Linked DNA regions of Homo sapiens: all the other regions are linked to region 1. A link is a contact called in ENCODE Hi-C or POLR2A ChIA-PET data. All regions are on one chromosome and are shown on one strand. Each heading gives the region's core, a stretch centred on a gene start or an enhancer-like site at or near the end of the contact. The rest is flanking DNA. Distances are from core to core; before and after follow the strand shown. Region 1 overlaps UBE2E2 (ubiquitin conjugating enzyme E2 E2). Region 2 has its middle 43 kb from the start of UBE2E1. Region 3 overlaps UBE2E1 (ubiquitin conjugating enzyme E2 E1).

Region 1 (2,700 bases), core at 10-2,509:
AATTTTGGTGCATCTCTTAGGTGATATCTAGTTAAGCTTCTTTTGGAATCATATTGAAGGAACTGTATGTGTTTAAGCGTTGTGCAAATCTGTTATTTAAAGAAGTTGAGACTATCAAGTCACCCCGAATCACAGCATTCAGTGTAGATAAAGTTTTATGTAAGGCATTTTTAGAGGAAGTTATTCTAATATAGTATTGGTTAATTTTTTTTCAGGTTTTGAATAAACAAATATTATTTTAAAGAACACCTACAAATGATTTAATAGATTGAATTATTTCATGTAGGAGATATTTGCCTCTACATATTTCAGTTTTTTCTCACTTTATTGTTGTCTTTGAAGTAAAAATGCAGTAAGATAGTTTTATTTTTGAAGTTGGGTTAAATATGTCATCCTTTTTAAAAACATTACTCACAGTTTAATGGGTAAATATTTTAAAACAAAACTTTATAGCTAAGAAAAAATTTCTGCTCATAAAATCGTAGCGTCTGTAGGGCCATAGGCATAGAAAATTACACTTCATTTGAGTGAAATTTGGTATATGCTTAGAGTATTTCCTATAAGTAGTGGAATATATTTTTCTTGGCCTTAACTGTCATGTTGGCTAACATAACTGACCCATGACATTTGCAAGGGTTCTATCCTGAGGCCTTCACAGATCCACTGATCAATAAATGTTTTCATACTACTGCTGAGTTAGAGGTGCTGGGCAGTTGGTTAGAATTGCTCGTTACCTTGGTGCCTTGCACACCAGCTTAGATGGATAGAGTGGGTCAAATTGATGCTTTATCCTTACAGACCTCTAACAGGTAGATTCACTGCCCCTTATAAATGACTACAGGTTGTAACTTTCACAGTTCTTCACAAATTGTTAAAAGCAAGATCTTAGATCTGTGCATGTCAGTGTGTTCATTTATACTTCCTCGGTGCTAGTGGAGAACTGGCAGCTAGTGGGCCAGCAAATCTCCAGATAAAAATTAAAATTAAAATCGTCATCATCCAAAGGATAACTTGCTCCTCTGTATCACAGAGAAGCTAACTTGTTCAAATGCTATTATGATCTGCTACTGCTAAAGTTTGTATTAGGTTTACGAGCAGGGGAATGACAGAGAATCCTTATTACTTTTTGGAAGAAAAGACTAAGGTAAAATGATTTATTTGGATTTTGATTTTTGGTCTAGTAATTGAACAAGTAAAAGGAGGAAGTAAACCAAAAAAGAGGATGTAGTTATACTAGCAGTTTACACTTCTATTTCTATGTGTTTCAAGAATCTGCTCATGGAACACTGGCGCTGCTTTTTAATTTTGTCTTTTATTTGATAACAGCTTTATTGAGATATAAAGTGTAAAATTCACTTATACTTTTAGGTTTTTAGTATAGTCTCGGAGTTTTGTAATCATCACAGTCTGTTTTGCAATATTTTGATACCTCCCAAAAAATAATCCATGCCTTTTAGCAGTCACTCCTTCCCCATTTTCCCCCAGCTCTTTCACCACCAGCCCTCGGCAGCAATTAGTCTACTTTCTGTTTCTATAGATTTGCCTTATCTGGACATTTTGTATAAATGAAATCTTGTGTGCTTTTTGTGTCTGGCTTTTAAAATTTTTTTTACAAAGTGTAATATTTTCAAGGTTCATCCATGTTGCTGCATGCGTTAGTACTTCTTTTTTTTTTCTGAGACGGAGTTTCGCTCTTGTCGCCCAAACTAGAGTGCAATGGCGTGATCTTGGCTCCCTGCAAGCTCCACCTCCTGGATTCAAGCGATTCTCCTGGGTCAGCTTCCCGAGTAGCTGGAATTACAGGCGTGCGCCACCATGCCTGGCTAATTTTTGTATTTTTAGTAGAGACGGGGTTTCACCGTGTTGGCCAGGCTGGTCTTGAACTTGATTACCCAAGTATTTCTTTTTTAAAAATATTTTTAATTGAGGTAAAATATACATACATGATTTACCATCTTTACCATTTTTAGTGTAAAGTTCAGTGAATATACATTTATATATTTATATTCTTTTTTTCCTCTTGATCCCCCCACTCCCCTTCCTGGCCTCTGGTAACTACCAGTCTACTCTCTATTTTTGAGATCTACATTTTTAGCTCTCATGTAAGAGTGAGAACATGTGACATTTGTCATTCTCTGCTGGGCTTATTTCACTTAACCTTGCCTGTGGTTCCATCCATGTTGCTGCACATGACAGGATTTCATTCTTTTTTATGGTTGAATTAAATATTCCATTGTGTGTATATACCACATTTTCTTTATTCATTCATTTGTTAATGGGCACTCAGGTTGGTTCCATATTTTAGCTATTGTGAATGGTACTTGGGTAAACATGGAGGTGCAGATATCTCTTTGATACATTAATCTCCTTTCTTTTTGATATATACTGATATGCTTTGGCAATGTCCCCACCCAAATCTCATCTTGAATTGTAGCTCCCATAATTCCCACGTGTTGTGGGAGGGACTGGCGGGAGATAATTGAATCATGGGGGTGGTATCCCCCATACTGTTCTTGTGGTAATGAATAAGTCTCACGAGATCTGATGGTTTTATAAGGGGAAACCCCTTTTACTTGGCTCTCATTCTTCTCTTGTCTGCCACCATGTGATGCGTACCTTTCACCTTCACCATAATTGTGAGGCCTCTCAAGCCAGGTGGAACCATGAGTCCATTAAACGTCTTTTTGTAAATTGCCCAGT
Region 2 (2,700 bases), core at 124-2,623, 540 kb after region 1:
GGTTGGGGGTGGATGTGGAGGACATATGTTGGTTTTCCTGCCCACCAGTGCCACCACTTACAGTGTTCAGGTGTCTGTCACACAGCACAATGTTGTCCTGCCAAGGAGTCAATTGAGTCAATATCCACCTTTAGTTCTGCTCACTCAACTATCTGTCCTAGGTGTGGGTTTTCTTCTGCCCAGAGGAAGGCAGGTCAAAGGTGCCATCTGCTCCCCAAGAAGTGGGGGCATAGGTCTGCATCAGCCTGGAGGGGGTGCCTGTTTCCAACTCACAAGGGTCCCACATAGGCTAGCTATGGCATCTTGCATCCATCCCTTCTTCTTTTGAAGCTGAAACACAATTTTCTTTCGTGGAGTCAGGCCCTACCCAATCTCAGTCCTGTGGTTTGATGGAGCAGACCCCACTCTCATCTTCAGGAATGGACCACTGACCCAAGCCTGTAGCCATTTTAAGGATGGGCACCTGACTTAGTGAGAATAACTACAGAATTATTGCTGGAACTGTTGATACCAAGCCAATCCTTTTCTTGGAGTTGCTAATCTCGGGAGAGGTGGAGGGAGCAGAAAAGAAGATAGCATTGCAAGAAGCCTCGGAATCAGTTGAGTCTGACCAGATTCGTCTTCTTATGGTTAGTTATACGAACCAATTCTCTGTTTTACTCAGGCTGGGTTAGGTTGACTCTCCCTGGCAACCAAGAGAATTCTCACCAATACAATGAGAAAGCGGAAGTTTCACCTTAAATGAAAGCTCCTCTAGCATCCTCTAGCAGATTTGTCAAGAGATCGTTCCAAATCTGAACCCATCCTAAAAAGGCATCCCTGTCCCCCCGGGCTTGTTGGAAAGACAGGATTGTGAAGGGCCTGTCCCACAGGCATGTAAATTACGTTGAGGTTTATTTGCCTACACTTGCAATATCTATTCTTTCACTTCTGGTGGTTCTAGAAGATGCTGGAGCACTTATCCCTCAGGTCACTAACAACACTGTCAAGAAAAGACCCACATTTTAAATTCCATTTAGTCCATTTCTGCAGAGCTGGGTAACCAAATGAGACAGCCATGGAAAATATATGACTTCCATTATTATGACGTGGAAAACAGAGCTGTCTAATTGCTTTTGTCCACTGGTGTATAAAGATTGAGACCAGATGTGTTTAAAAAAAAAAAAAGGAAAAGAAAGAAAGAAAAAAAAGGGCTTGAGTTGGCCGTTGCTTTGAACAAAGCAGTCTGATTTCCTCTCTTTCTCTCTCTCTCTCTCTCTGGGAAAGACGACATGAAAGTGTTTTAACTGCTTGTAATTTTTCATAGCCTCGTTGATTTTGCTTTTCACAGAAGATGAAATTGTGAAATTGGCCTTGAAAACTTTATTTTCGCTTTCCTCAATTCAAAGGGACAATTGTGGAAGGAAAGAACTGAGCTGCTTGCCAGACCCAGCGCACTCCTTTTTCTCTGGACAGCTGCTGCTTTGCAGAGGGTCGTGGGAGGAGGTGAGTCCTAACGCAGATCAGACCCTCCTTCCCTCAGCCAGCCGCTGGGGAGTAGAGTCTTCGCATGTAAATCCACAGGAATGGATGAGATGATGATCGGCTTTAAATAGAACCACCCAGGGCCCAGCTTCTGTGTTTCATTTTCCAGAAGAGCCCCTAAATCTGCTTCAACATTTTTTTAACCTCTCCAGTTATTTTTAGCACACGCAGCCAACAGAGCTCAGCAGGCCCGTGGAGGCGCTAACATGTCCCCCAGTTCATCTCCTTCTGCAAAGGTGCATTTGAAGCATGAAAAATAAAAAATAAAAAATACGTGCGGACCCAAAGAGGTGATGATTTAGAAGCCAGGTTACATGGCCCTGCTGCTCTGTATCAAGCGAGTGCTGCCCACTGGAAATACAATTCTTTTAAAGATTATATCATTATTTTCAAAATTAATTTTTGAGGCCGGGCGCGGTGGCTCACGCCTGTAATCCCAGCACTTTGGGGGACCGAGGCGGGCGGATCACGAGGTCAGGAGATGGAGACCATCCTGGCTAACACGGTGAAACCCCGTCTCTACTAAAAACACAAAAATTAGCCGGGCATGGTGGCAGGCGCCTGTAGTCCCAGCTACTGGGGAGGCTGAGGCAGGAGATTGGCATGAACCCGGGAGGCGGAGCTTGCAGTGAGCCGAGATCGCGCACTGCACTCCAGCCTGGGCGACAGAGCGAGACTCCATCAAAATAATAATAATAATAATAATAATTATTATTATTATTATTATTATTATTGTCTGAAGACTAATAAGAGTATGCATGGTAGATTGGGAAAAGAGGAGGCTCCCACAGCAGCAATTTCCTGAGGGTCGCAGTAACCATGGATCACGGTGTTGAGCCAAACCTGGGAAATGGGAAGGAACGGAAGCAGGATTCCTCCAGAAAACCTCATAGGGCTTCTGCAGCCCCGCTCCCAGTGGCCAGCAGAGTCACTTTCTCATTTACTGGAGAAGTTGGTAATTTACTGCTCCCTATGCAGGGGTTTCCCTCCCATTCCAGGGTCTGAAGCTATGTAGTTGCATCTCAGAATATTTACAGGGATCTCATAGTTCCACAGGGGTCTTTGCTATTCTCTGCTAGAGCCCCCCATAGTTCATCTCTAATTGGGGCAAAATAAATACTTTTAATTAATTTCCCTCACATTTTTATAGGCAACAAATCCTCAGTGATACCATAG
Region 3 (2,700 bases), core at 165-2,664, 640 kb after region 1:
CAATGTATTCTGTCTCTCTGGATATTAATAAGTTTATTTTGAAATTCTCCCTATAATTTCTGTTTTCTGTAGTTGGCTATCTTCTAGTTTGTTTTGATTTTTGATTTTTATGTTAGAAAAGAACCATGTTCCTCAGTTATCTGTTCCTTAGTTAGAAAGGTCTTTCCTCTGAGTCGCTCATATTCCCCAGAAGAGACTGCCTGGAGGGCGAAGGCCGGCCTGTGTTCTGGGAGCTGAGTGGAGAAAGAAAACTGGGGTCTTACTGTCCTGCATGCATAAGCTCTTTTTCAGTACAGCACCTCTGCCCTCATCCATGTTAATGACCACTGGTGCAGAGACCCTCTGTTTCAACTTCTTCTGAAAATAAATTTCAGACTGTCAGGATTTCTCTTTCTGTGTAACAAATTACTGCAAATTTAGCAGCCCAAAACAATACACACATTTAGTATCTCACAGTTACTGTGGGTCAGGAATCCAGGCATAGCTTAGCTGAGCCCTCTGCTCAGGGTCTCTCTTGGCTGTAGTCAAGGAGTCAGCTGGCCTGTGTCCTCATCTGTAGCTCTTACAAGGTCACATAGTTGTTGACAGAATTCAGTTCCTTGCAGCTATGGGACTGAGGCCCAGGCAACTCCTAGAGGCCGCTCATAGTTCTCTAGCCCTTTTCTTAGGTAGTTTATGTCATAGGAGCTTGCTTCTTCAAGGCTAGCAGGAGACTCTTCAGTCAGTTAAGACTTAGTCCTTTTTTTGAGATGGAGTTTCACTCTGTCACTCACCTAGGCCGGAGTGCAGTGGTGCAATCTCGGCTCACTGCAGCCTCAACTTCCTAGGGCTCAGGTGATCCTCCCGCCTTAGCCTCCCGAGTAACTGCGATGACAGGTGCATGCCACCATGCCCGGCTGTGTTTTGTATTTTTTTAGAGATGAGGTCTCACAATGTTGCCCATGCTGGTCCCTAACTCCTGGGCTCAAGCAGTCTGCCTGCCTCGGACTTCCAAAGTGCTGGCTCACACCTGTGAGCACTTGGCTGGAATAGGACATGTTTGTAAGTCAGCACCCTTCTCTGTTTGGGGATAATGCTTTGGACTTCTTGGTATTAAATGACTGTTTGAATCATTTTAGAAACCAACTGATACCAACATGAAGTAGCATATGACTCTGCCGTCTGTTAACTTACAAGCCAGTTTCGTGCCTGACCAGTGGCCACCAGTATTTGCTTACCAGTCATTCTAGGCTTGTTACGTTTAGGTAGCTGTGAAATGTCCCACATCAGCCCTCCATCTGTGGGCCTCTTTAGCTGCTGCTGCTGCTGCAGCATCTAGCCTTTTGAAAGCTATTGTCTACTGCTCAGCTAGAAGGGTGTGTGTAGACAGCAGGACCAAGGATTCGCCTGGGTGAAAGAGTTGGCAATGAGAAAGCAACCAGACCCTCCCCTCCAAGCCCAGCCCTGTATTTGACATGCAGGGCATAACCTCACTCATTCAGTCTCTCAGCCCTATGCAAATATAAACAGCCTTCCTCTTGTCTCTCCAGGCCAGCCGGGGCCAAGAAAGAAGCCAGTGATTCCCCCAAGTGCAGTAAATAGCTCTCCTCACCTCCTGACCCTGTTATTTCCTGGTAGTTCTGAGTTGTGGATCCTGCAGTGGAGAGGGAGGGAACAAAGAAGTTGCAGAGGCCTCAGCTTCACAGAGCATTGAGCAGTGGGTGATATTGTATCCTCAGGCAGGGGTTGACCTCACATTTCAGTGCAGGTCATTCTAATGACTGCTGGACCTCCCAGTGCCACTGTGAACTAGAATGGAATAGAGTGAAGTGGATCTGAATTCCTGGACTGTGGGACCAACCTAACTTCTGAGCTGGAGAAAGTAGGTCTCATGTTCTATACCTGCTTTTTTTTAGCTCTAGGGGGAAAAAAGAATTGTGCATCTTTCTTGTTCTCTTTGCAGCTTAGGGGCATAACGTTTGGACTGTAATTGAACTGATGCTTGTTTCCCCAAAATGTCTTTGGTTTTCATTAAGGTGGGGGATTCTCTGCATTTTTGGAGTTGTCACATTATTATCGAAATTCCTCTCCACACTAAGTACTGTGTGTGGTATGCTTTTATTTTCACCTAATTGATTTCTGCAAATAAAGTGATTTAATTTTTGGTATTAAGAAATTTAAATAACACCTTTTGGCAGATCACAAGATTTTCTTGTTCTTATTTAATCCTGGCTTCCATCCAAATGTGAAAGAGAAATGAAATAATAAGGTAGGAAAGGCAGACCAGTAATTGTGATTAAACAACTTTTGTGTTGAGTCCAAAGACAGGTAACTTTATTTTAAGCTTCATGGGTGTAGTAAAAATATATCACCTTAAGAAAACCTGGATTGCCATTAGCCAGAACTGACTTCCAGGCTTTCTGACTTTGTACAAACAAATCACTTAATCCTGAATCCTTCTCCTCATCTTTTTTTTTTTTCTCTTTGTTTGTTTTTAAATGTATTTCTTTATTTTGTATTACTTTCTTCTTGTCTTTTTTATATTTTATGTATTTTATTTTCCTCATCTTTAAAATGGATAAATGTTACCTTTCCTGATTCAAAGATTCTAGGCAAAGATCAAAAGAAGTCAAAGTTTGTGAAGGAACTTTGAAAATTATATATTTCTCTGCAATTGTGTTAGGGTACTTTTCTGTCTTTGATTTATGTTGGTTCTTGGAG

What was found. Hi-C counts contacts between places; a loop is a spot of excess contacts on that map. ChIA-PET counts read pairs that join two places held with the same protein, here RNA polymerase II (POLR2A). Pooled maps may share reads with other maps.
Region 2: a loop to region 1 is called in a pooled map, with 8 times the contacts of the local background. The contact joins two enhancer-like sites. A Hi-C loop is called at or near these places in 3 of 37 single-sample maps with no recorded cell type and 4 of 50 pooled maps. POLR2A ChIA-PET finds 5 or more read pairs at or near these places in 3 of 52 experiments (AG04450, HEK293 and OCI-LY7).
Region 3: a map with no recorded cell type shows a loop between it and region 1 (2.4-fold over the local background). The contact joins two enhancer-like sites. A Hi-C loop is called at or near these places in 3 of 37 single-sample maps with no recorded cell type.

Annotation. Positions count from the first base shown.
Region 1 is chr3:23,219,977-23,222,676 of GRCh38, forward strand. The region is part of intron 3 of UBE2E2 (ubiquitin conjugating enzyme E2 E2); the gene reads left to right. Among named protein-coding and RNA genes, the nearest start is that of UBE2E2, 18 kb to the left of the region's middle. Within about 2 kb of position 1,260, at least 3 of the 41 ENCODE cell types and tissues checked have a DNase peak (open chromatin) inside an H3K27ac peak, as active enhancers do; they include OCI-LY7, where a contact is called at or near this core.
Region 2 is chr3:23,761,763-23,764,462 of GRCh38, forward strand. No RefSeq gene overlaps it. Among named protein-coding and RNA genes, the nearest start is that of UBE2E1, 43 kb to the right of the region's middle. RefSeq lists a silencer at 1,504-1,553. Within about 2 kb of position 1,374, at least 11 of the 41 ENCODE cell types and tissues checked have a DNase peak (open chromatin) inside an H3K27ac peak, as active enhancers do; they include OCI-LY7, where a contact is called at or near this core.
Region 3 is chr3:23,864,622-23,867,321 of GRCh38, forward strand. The region is part of intron 3 of UBE2E1 (ubiquitin conjugating enzyme E2 E1); the gene reads left to right. Among named protein-coding and RNA genes, the nearest start is that of NKIRAS1, 51 kb to the right of the region's middle. RefSeq lists an enhancer at 331-1,090. Within about 2 kb of position 1,415, at least 8 of the 41 ENCODE cell types and tissues checked have a DNase peak (open chromatin) inside an H3K27ac peak, as active enhancers do.